Regions from separate parts of the Homo sapiens genome. Here region 1 is linked to region 2. A link is a loop called in an ENCODE intact Hi-C map of the cell type or tissue named here. Cell type or tissue: PC-3. All regions are shown on one strand. Region 1 overlaps HECTD4 (HECT domain E3 ubiquitin protein ligase 4). Region 2 overlaps HECTD4 (HECT domain E3 ubiquitin protein ligase 4).

The links. A loop is a pair of places that touch in the nucleus more often than their neighbours do. Peaks named below come from ENCODE experiments on the same cell type or tissue, not always from the same donor. Only the 100,000 strongest peaks of a DNase experiment are listed, where the experiment ranks them.
Region 1: a loop joins it to region 2, with 9 times the contacts of the local background. A loop is called at or near these places in 2 of 110 quality-filtered maps.

What each region holds. Positions count from the first base shown.
Region 1 is chr12:112,250,885-112,254,884 of GRCh38, reverse strand. It overlaps HECTD4 (HECT domain E3 ubiquitin protein ligase 4), which reads left to right. Exons shown (of 76, transcript NM_001388303.1): 22 at 723-842; 23 at 2,357-2,461; 24 at 3,751-3,914. Among named protein-coding and RNA genes, the nearest start is that of MIR6861, 90 kb to the right of the region's middle. In PC-3, no CTCF peak of the experiment used is centred here; no DNase peak of the experiment used is centred here.
Region 2 is chr12:112,339,269-112,343,268 of GRCh38, reverse strand. All of the region lies in intron 1 of HECTD4 (HECT domain E3 ubiquitin protein ligase 4), which reads left to right. Among named protein-coding and RNA genes, the nearest start is that of HECTD4, 41 kb to the left of the region's middle. In PC-3, no CTCF peak of the experiment used is centred here; a DNase peak (open chromatin) is centred at 2,058; H3K4me3 peaks cover 790 bases; H3K27ac peaks cover 592 bases.

The sequences.
Region 1 (4,000 bases), 88 kb after region 2:
ATTTTTCCTATGGAAGTCTTTGAATGCCAAATGAGCTATAAATGTTTCTTCTGCCGATTAGAAAGTCAGCCAGCTGGTTATAAATGAATTAGAGAAATATTGATACATGAAAACTGACCCAAGAAGCAGCAGCCCCCTTTCTGGCCCAAATTTGTATCATTTTCTTTTTATACCATTAAGCAACATCCTAAGAATATATGGCTTATTTTCAATTTGTTGCATTTTTAAAAATTCTTATTTATTCATTGATTTTTTTTGGTGCTTTTATTTTGTTGTTGTGTTAGATATAACCATATTTCCATCTGTATTTGCTCACTTTATTAATTTTGGGGAGGACTTAAGGGGCCAAACTGTTATTAATGAGTTATTTGTTATTAATTAGCATTAAAATAGCTATTTCAAAAATATTGATGTACAATAACTGAGTATAACTATTTAATGTGAGGTCCCCAAGCCAATTAAAGTGTGGTAATATAAAAAGTATACTTCTTTTTATTAAGAATTGTTATTACTCTGTGGCTTCCCTGTAAATACCAATGACTGATTGCATCCAAACTAGTATCAGTTATACCTAAAAAAATCGGGAAATATTAGTTATACTATAATGACACCAATGCCTGGTTATAATTGTATTTTAAACAAATGTTTTTGCAGCCTTTTTATTTGTAGATGTTGTTTTTGTTTTTCTTTTACAGTCTAACAGTATATTTTCTGTTTTGAAGTTGGTGATATATGCGGGGCCTAACACAAACAGTAGGAAGGTTGCTGAATATGGAGGCAACACACTGGGATATGGCAGCCGTAGTGTCTTAGGAACTGGTTGGCCGAAAGACTTGGTGAAGGTATGGTATTCAGTCATAATCGCTTCCTAGAAAAGAAAATGAACTTGCAGTCCTCACAGGTCCAAGTACTAACTGTAATCCCAGAAAAACATTTGCCCTGGGGGCTTTTGTTGAGGTGGAGCCACCTTACCAGGCCTGTCAGCTCACTCCTTCTATTCAGAATGACCCTCCTTTCACTTGTAGGACATCAGACCCCTGTTCACTCCCTTTCACAAGTTACTCCATGCATAGAAGTTGTCACAGCATTTTCTTCCTTGTTGATTAAAAGGGTTGCTAGATCTTCCAGCTTAGTTCTCCTCTACACTCCCTGTTGACAAGTACCCTAGAACCACAAGGCCATTGCAGTGTAAAAGTATTGAGTTAATGTGTTCAGATGAATTTGGGCCTTTGGAGCAAAAACAATTATCCATTCTCAAACTGATGAAATTAGTGCCATGCTTTGTAATTTGGCCCTCAAACTACTTAACTGTGTATCTGCCTGGAATATGAATATAAGACTGAAATGTCTGTTAAAACCCAAAAATGTCTCCAAAGTCTGTTCCCGGGGCCTTTATTTCATATATGTTATGGACTCTCTTTAATTCAGCCATAGATGGCAAGCCATTTGTTAGAAATTATGGCCAGGTGCAGCTGCTCACGCCTATAGTCCCAGCACTTTGGGAGGCTGTGGCGGGCAGATCACCTGAGGTCGGGAGTTTGAGACCAGCCTGGCCAACATGATGAAACCCTGTCTCTACTAAAAATACAAAAATTAGCCGGGCGTGGTGGTGTGTGTCTGTCATGCCAGCTACTCAGGAGGCTGAGACAGGAGAATCGCTTAAACCCAGGAGGTGGAGGTTGCAGTGAGTCAAGATTGCGCCATTGCACTGCAGTCTGGGTGACAGAACGAAACTCCATTACAAAAAAAAAAAGAGAGAAATTATGCTCAAGGCCGAGCAAGGTGGCTCACGCCTGTAATCCCAGCACTTTGGGAGGCTGAGGTGGACAGACTGCTTGAGCCCAAGAATTTGAGACCAGCGTGGGCAACATGGTGAGACCTTGTCTCTACAAAAAAAAAATAAAAAAATTAGCTGGGCATGGTTCTGCACACTTGTAGTTCCAGCTATTCAGGAGGCTGAAGTGGGAGGATTGCTTGAGCCTGGGAGATTGAGACTGCAGTGAGCCATGATTGTGCCACTGCACTCCAGCCCGGGTGACAGAGTAAGACCTTGTCTCAAAAAAAAAAAAAAAAATTATTTTCAAGATTTGATTAACCTTTACCTTGATCTTGCTAATGGGCAACTGTGGCCCATTTCACAGATGCCTCATCCCAAAGGCGACCTCATCAGGAGAGACACTTAAAGGACTGGTTGTCTAAATGAGAGGGAATAGAATTTGAATCAAAAAGCAAATGAGAAAAGGAGTGAAATATTGCTGTGGTCCTTTTTGAAAGTAAACCTCTGAAATTCATTGCTCTTTTGAAATTGTGTATCTTGTTTTTAAAGTGCATTTCCCCCCCTTCCTTAAATTTTAAGGTGGAAGGAGATACAGTCACCTTCTCCTTTGAAATGAGAAGTGGCCGTGAACACAACACTCCTGATAAAGCCATGTGGGGCTTTGCTTGCACAGTTCGCGCTCAGGTACTTGAATCTAACCACTGCCGTGGACAAAATGTACTATCTGCTATGTGCCTTGATTACATACAGCATATTTGCCTTGGAAACAGGGCAGAATATGAGTCACTCTTTCATCTTTCTCTTCTAGTTGGCACTAGTCAACTACTAGCAGTTAGTAGTACTTTTACAGAATAAAACTAGCCATGACCTAAAATCAACTCAGCAGCACAGAAATAAATCTATTGATTGGAGCTCCCTCTTCAAAGTTTGGGGAGGTGACCTGACCCCAGCATCTTTCCACAGGGCAAAGAGGACTCAATAGAACTTAATAGAAATAAGCACTTAGATCCTGGGTTTTAAGAGTAGTTAAGCATCCGGCTGGGCGTGGTGGCTCACACCTGTAATCCCAGCACTTTGGGAGGCTGAGGCAGGTGAATCAGCTGAGGTCAGGAGTTCGAGATCAGCCTGGCCAACTTGGTGAAACCCCGTCTCTACTAAAAATACAAAAATTAGCCAGATGTGGTGGTGGGCACCTGTAGTCCTAGCTATTCGAGAGGCTGAGGGAGGAGAATCGCTTGAACCAGGAGGCAGAGATTGCAGTGAGCTGAGATCATGCCACTGTACTCCAGCCTGGGTGATAGAGTGAGACTCCGTCTCAAAAATTAAAAAACAAACAAACAAACAAAAAACAGAGTACTTAAGCATCCTACTTACCCCTCCAGTTGCCTGATTCCGAAAACGTATTTTAGACTTTGAGGTTTCTTAAGCTTAACCAAGCTAAGACTCTCCAGAGTGGCATTAACTGCTAGAATGTAAGCTCCGTGAGAGCAGGGATCTTCATTTCATTCTCTGATGTATCTCAGGCACCTAGAACAATGGCTGGCACACAGAGGACACCCAGTAAATATTTCTTGAATGAATTCACTGCAGTCATTGACAACATCACAGTTTGAGCACAGGGTGGAAGTGAAAAAACAAAATAGTGATTTATACTTAGGTGGGCACAACAGAGAGGAAGCTATCAAAGAATCAGGCTTCTTTATTTCATTTGTACTATTTATTTGATTTGTACTATTGTATATGGGGTCTGATCAACTATTTTCTCTCCAGAAATGTGTTGAGACTTCACTCTGGTCATTCCAGTGCCACCATCTAGTCATGATTTGGGTGCTGTACCTGTGTCCCCTAGCAGTGATACTCGATGCTGCTCTGTAGAACCCTGTGGTTGGGGACAGTGCAGTGTGGGGCAGCACAGGTAGCAGCCTCTGCCAGTGTACACTGACCAGTGTGGTTTACCCCTGTCTGCATTGTAGGAGTCTTCGGAGGATGTCTCAGGAGGCTTGCCCTTTCTGGTAGACCTGGCTTTAGGTCTGTCTGTGTTAGCTTGTTCCATGTTAAGAATCCTGTACAATGGACCAGAAATTACCAAAGAAGAAGAAGCCTGTCAGGAGCTATTGCGGTCCAAACTTTTACAAAGGTAACAAAAAGGTTGAAATTGAGCTAGTGTTGCCTGCAAAGGAAAAAGGACTTTATGTGGAAAAATCCTTTTGGTACATTTCCCAG
Region 2 (4,000 bases):
TACCTATGTGCTGTGGGACATCAAGGATGCAGGTTAAACCTTTTACAACATATTTATGTAACAAAAATATGTTTAAGCCTAAGTGGTTGTACATTTATTTTCTGTTATATTTGGTACAGCAGATTTCCAGTGTAATAAAAAAAGATTTGACATGTCTTTGGAGGTGATTTTGCTGTAGCTTTAGGAGTTTTTGTGAAATTCTAAAATTGTACAGTTATATGATTTTGAACATAAAAGAAGGAAACTTGTTTCATTTTACTAGTAACCTCTGAGTGTTACAGAGTGTTGTAAATTACATGTGCATCAGTGTAATAAATTACAGTGTTTTTGAAGGAACTTTCTAAGAAGTAAAATTTTTTGGTTGTGATTTATGCTTCATTTTAACTGTTACATTGCTTACTAGGGAAAGGATTTCTTTGGTGAAAAAGCATATTGGAAAGAGAAGTTGAACTTTAGATGTCTTGTGACATCACAGAAGATAGGTATGACATGGCATAATTTGGCATACGTGGTTTTGGCAGCAAAAATTTAATCAGATCTCACAGAGGCAACTTCTTGCTTAAAATCCATTTTGCACTAGAGTTTTTTTCAGTGTTCTAGAATATTTTCGTGTATTCATCCTGTAATTACTTCTAGGCAAAACTGTAACTCAGATGCGATAGTAAAAGCAGCATTAAGATCAGGCAATTTTATATATTTTACTTCAATAATTGAAACAATTCTTAGAAGTTTGAAGTTATAGGTTCCAAAGAAAGGTCATAAAAACTAGATTACATTTCTTATTGTTTTTTGTTTGTTTGTTTGTTTTTAAATAGACAGGGTCTTACTCTGTCACCCAGGCTGGAGTGCAGTGGTACGGTCATTGCTCACTGCAGCCTCAAACTCTTAGGCTCAAGCGATCCTCCCACCTCAGCCTCCTGAGCCTGTAGGACTACAGGCATGCACTATCACAACTGGCTAATTTTTAATTTTTTTGTTGAAAACAGGGTCTTCCTGTGTTGATCGGGCTGGTTTTGAACTCCCAGGCTCAAGCAATCCTCTTGCCTTGGCCTCCCAAGGTGTTAGGATTACAGGTGTGAGCCACCATGCCCGGCCTTTAGTGTTTTTCTGATCATGGGATAGGACCAATAGTTCAACAATAAATCCTTTTGTGAGAGATTTTATTGTACTTAATGTCAGATGGCAATAGTTAGCCTTCAACAATAAATCATTTCATATATCAAAAAGTGAAGCTATAGGTTATGAGCCAATTTAGGCTCTCTGAGGTCCAAATGAGAGGAAAATGGATGAGCAAACCTTTGGGGTCTAGAGTCATATTATTTTGGGTGAGCAATGTTTGTCATATATTAGCTTCACCAGAAAATTTTGCCTTTGGATATAAATCCATTTCAACCAAGAATTTCTGGATTTGTCCCTGGTCTGCTAAGATGGGAGTTGAATGACTATCTAAGTACTATCTCATATGGTTAAGCTTTGTTTTATCTTCTTTTTAGTGGTTTATCCTTAGATTGCTTGCTCCCTGCCCCCAACACATATTAAGTCTTAGCTGGGAAAGGTACATTTAATTTTAGCTAGTCGGTTAGTTTTTCTGAACATTTGTTCTTTGCAGACTGAGGGAGACAGATGGATTTGAATTCTAAAGTGGAGTCTTTTGATGTAGCAGAAGAAATAACCCGTAAAGCGATAGACGAGGTTTCCAGGGAGTTTTAATTAGTCAGGCACAGCTGTGAGCAGGAATTGACAGGAAGGGCAAGATTCAGTGGCATAAAATAGGTAACCTTTCTTATGTTTCTTAGAGGGACTTAGTGGTCAGCCATAGTTATTGGGAATTTTTATTGAGTAGTCACTGGGTGCATATTCACATTCAGCCAAACAGTTACAAACCACAGGTTTAGAGGCACAGGTTAATGCCTCTGATCTTAAAAAAGGTGAAGGGTCAGAAGTCTCAAACAGAAGTGCTGACCTGGGAGTGCATTTGGAAGTGGTGCCTTATTGTGTCTGTTGCTCCTTCTGTAGCTTGTTTGTCTTGTTTGGGGGAGCATGTATGTTCCCTAGCAGGTGGCATTTTTAATGTATGTGCACTGACAGGTAGCATTTTTAATCTGCTGCTCATTCAGTAAATATTTGTCTAGCATCTATTATGTGCCAAGTTCTCTGGCACTTGTGATACATTGGTGAGCAAAACAGACAAAGCTATAAGCTATACTGACAAGAGTTTAGAGTTAATTCGAAAAAGATTTTTAAAAATAATATTAGTAAATGTTATTGAGTGCTTACCTTGTGCCAGGTATTGTGTTTTGTGCCTCATTTCAGGAGAAACTATTCAAGACACATTGAGGTTTGAATGCAGAAGGTATAAAGATGAATTAATGTAAATCCCCACCCTTGAGCATGCAGTCTATCAGCATCCTTCTGGTACCTAATAATTATATATAAAATTTGTCAAATTCGGCACATGAATAGAATCGTTCCTATGCACAATTCTGAGGATTGATAAATTTTGCAAACAGGGGCTTTCTATATCTTTTATGAGAGATGGTATTGTTGTACTTAATGTCATATGGCAATAGTTAGCCTTACTGCACACACTCTATCAAGGGGTCACTATAGACCAGGCGTTCTCATCCTCAGTACTATTGACATTTTGAGCCAGATCATTCTTTGCTGTGGGGCTGTCCTGTGCATTGTAGGATGTAAGCAGCATCCCTGGTCTCTACCCACTAGATGCCAGTAGCTCGTCTATACTTGCGACAACCAAAAATATCTCTAGACCTTGCCAGATGCCACCTGGAAGACAGTTTCTCCCTCCTACCTCAATGGGAGAGCTCCTGGTCTAGGCTTTAGTCTCCCAGACAAGCAATAGCTCCTTCCAGAGGCAGAGCTGATTGCAGCATCATCCCAAGTGTAGCTTGTGCATCAGCTCACACTGTTTCTAAAAATGTGAAGCACTTGGGCTCATCACACCTTGCATTGGGAATACTTTCATTATACAGTGATAGAGCCACATCTCTAGAGAAACCATTTCGTGCTTATCAGCAGTGGGGATGGTGATCTTAGTCTGCTTTCCAGTACTGGAATAACAACCAATAGGAATTACAATTTTTTATTATTAATTATATCATATACAGATGTTCTTTGACTTATGATGAATTACATCCTGAAAAACCCATCATAAATTGAAAATACTGTAAGTTGAAAGTGAGTTTTCTTTTCTTTTTTTTTTTTTGAGTCTCACTCTGTCACCCAGGCTGGAGTGCAGTGGTGCAATCTTGGCTCACTGCAACCATTGCCTCCCGGGTTCAAACGATTCTCCTGCCTCAGCTTCCCAAGTAGCTGGGATTACAGGTGTGTACCACCATGACTGGCTAATTTTTGTATATTTTGTAGAGGCGGGGTTTCACCATGTTGGCCAGGCTGGTCTCGAACTCCTGACCTTAGGTAATCCACCTGCCTCAGCCTCCCAGAGTGCTGGGATTACAGGCATGAGCCACTGTGCCTGGCTGAAAGTGTGTTTTCAGTTTACATTTTCCACTTATGGTAGGTTTATCTAGATGTAAGCACATCGTAAGTCAGGGACTGTCTGTATTTAAAAGGTCTGAGTGGATGTGTATGTGCATGTTTGTGTATCTCTATCTTTTGAGTAGCCATTTTAAATACACACACAAACATACACACACACACACACCCCTTATTTTCCTGTGATCCTACCATCCAGTTAAGATATAGACCCTTACTAGTACCTTTAAAGCTCCTGGTCAGCTGTACAAGACCAACACTCCCTCTCTTCCACATAGGAAACTGCCCTTCTGAATTTTGTTTTTCTTTTGCTTTTATTATTTTATCATATTATGCATATAGCCCTAAACAATATAGGGCTTATTTTAGTTTTGTGTGTTTTAAGACTTTATTATATAAATGTAGTATGTCATGTGTATTTTTTTGTGACTTGCATTTTCTTGGACCCTGCATGTGTTACATGATTCTTGTGTGTTGATATGTG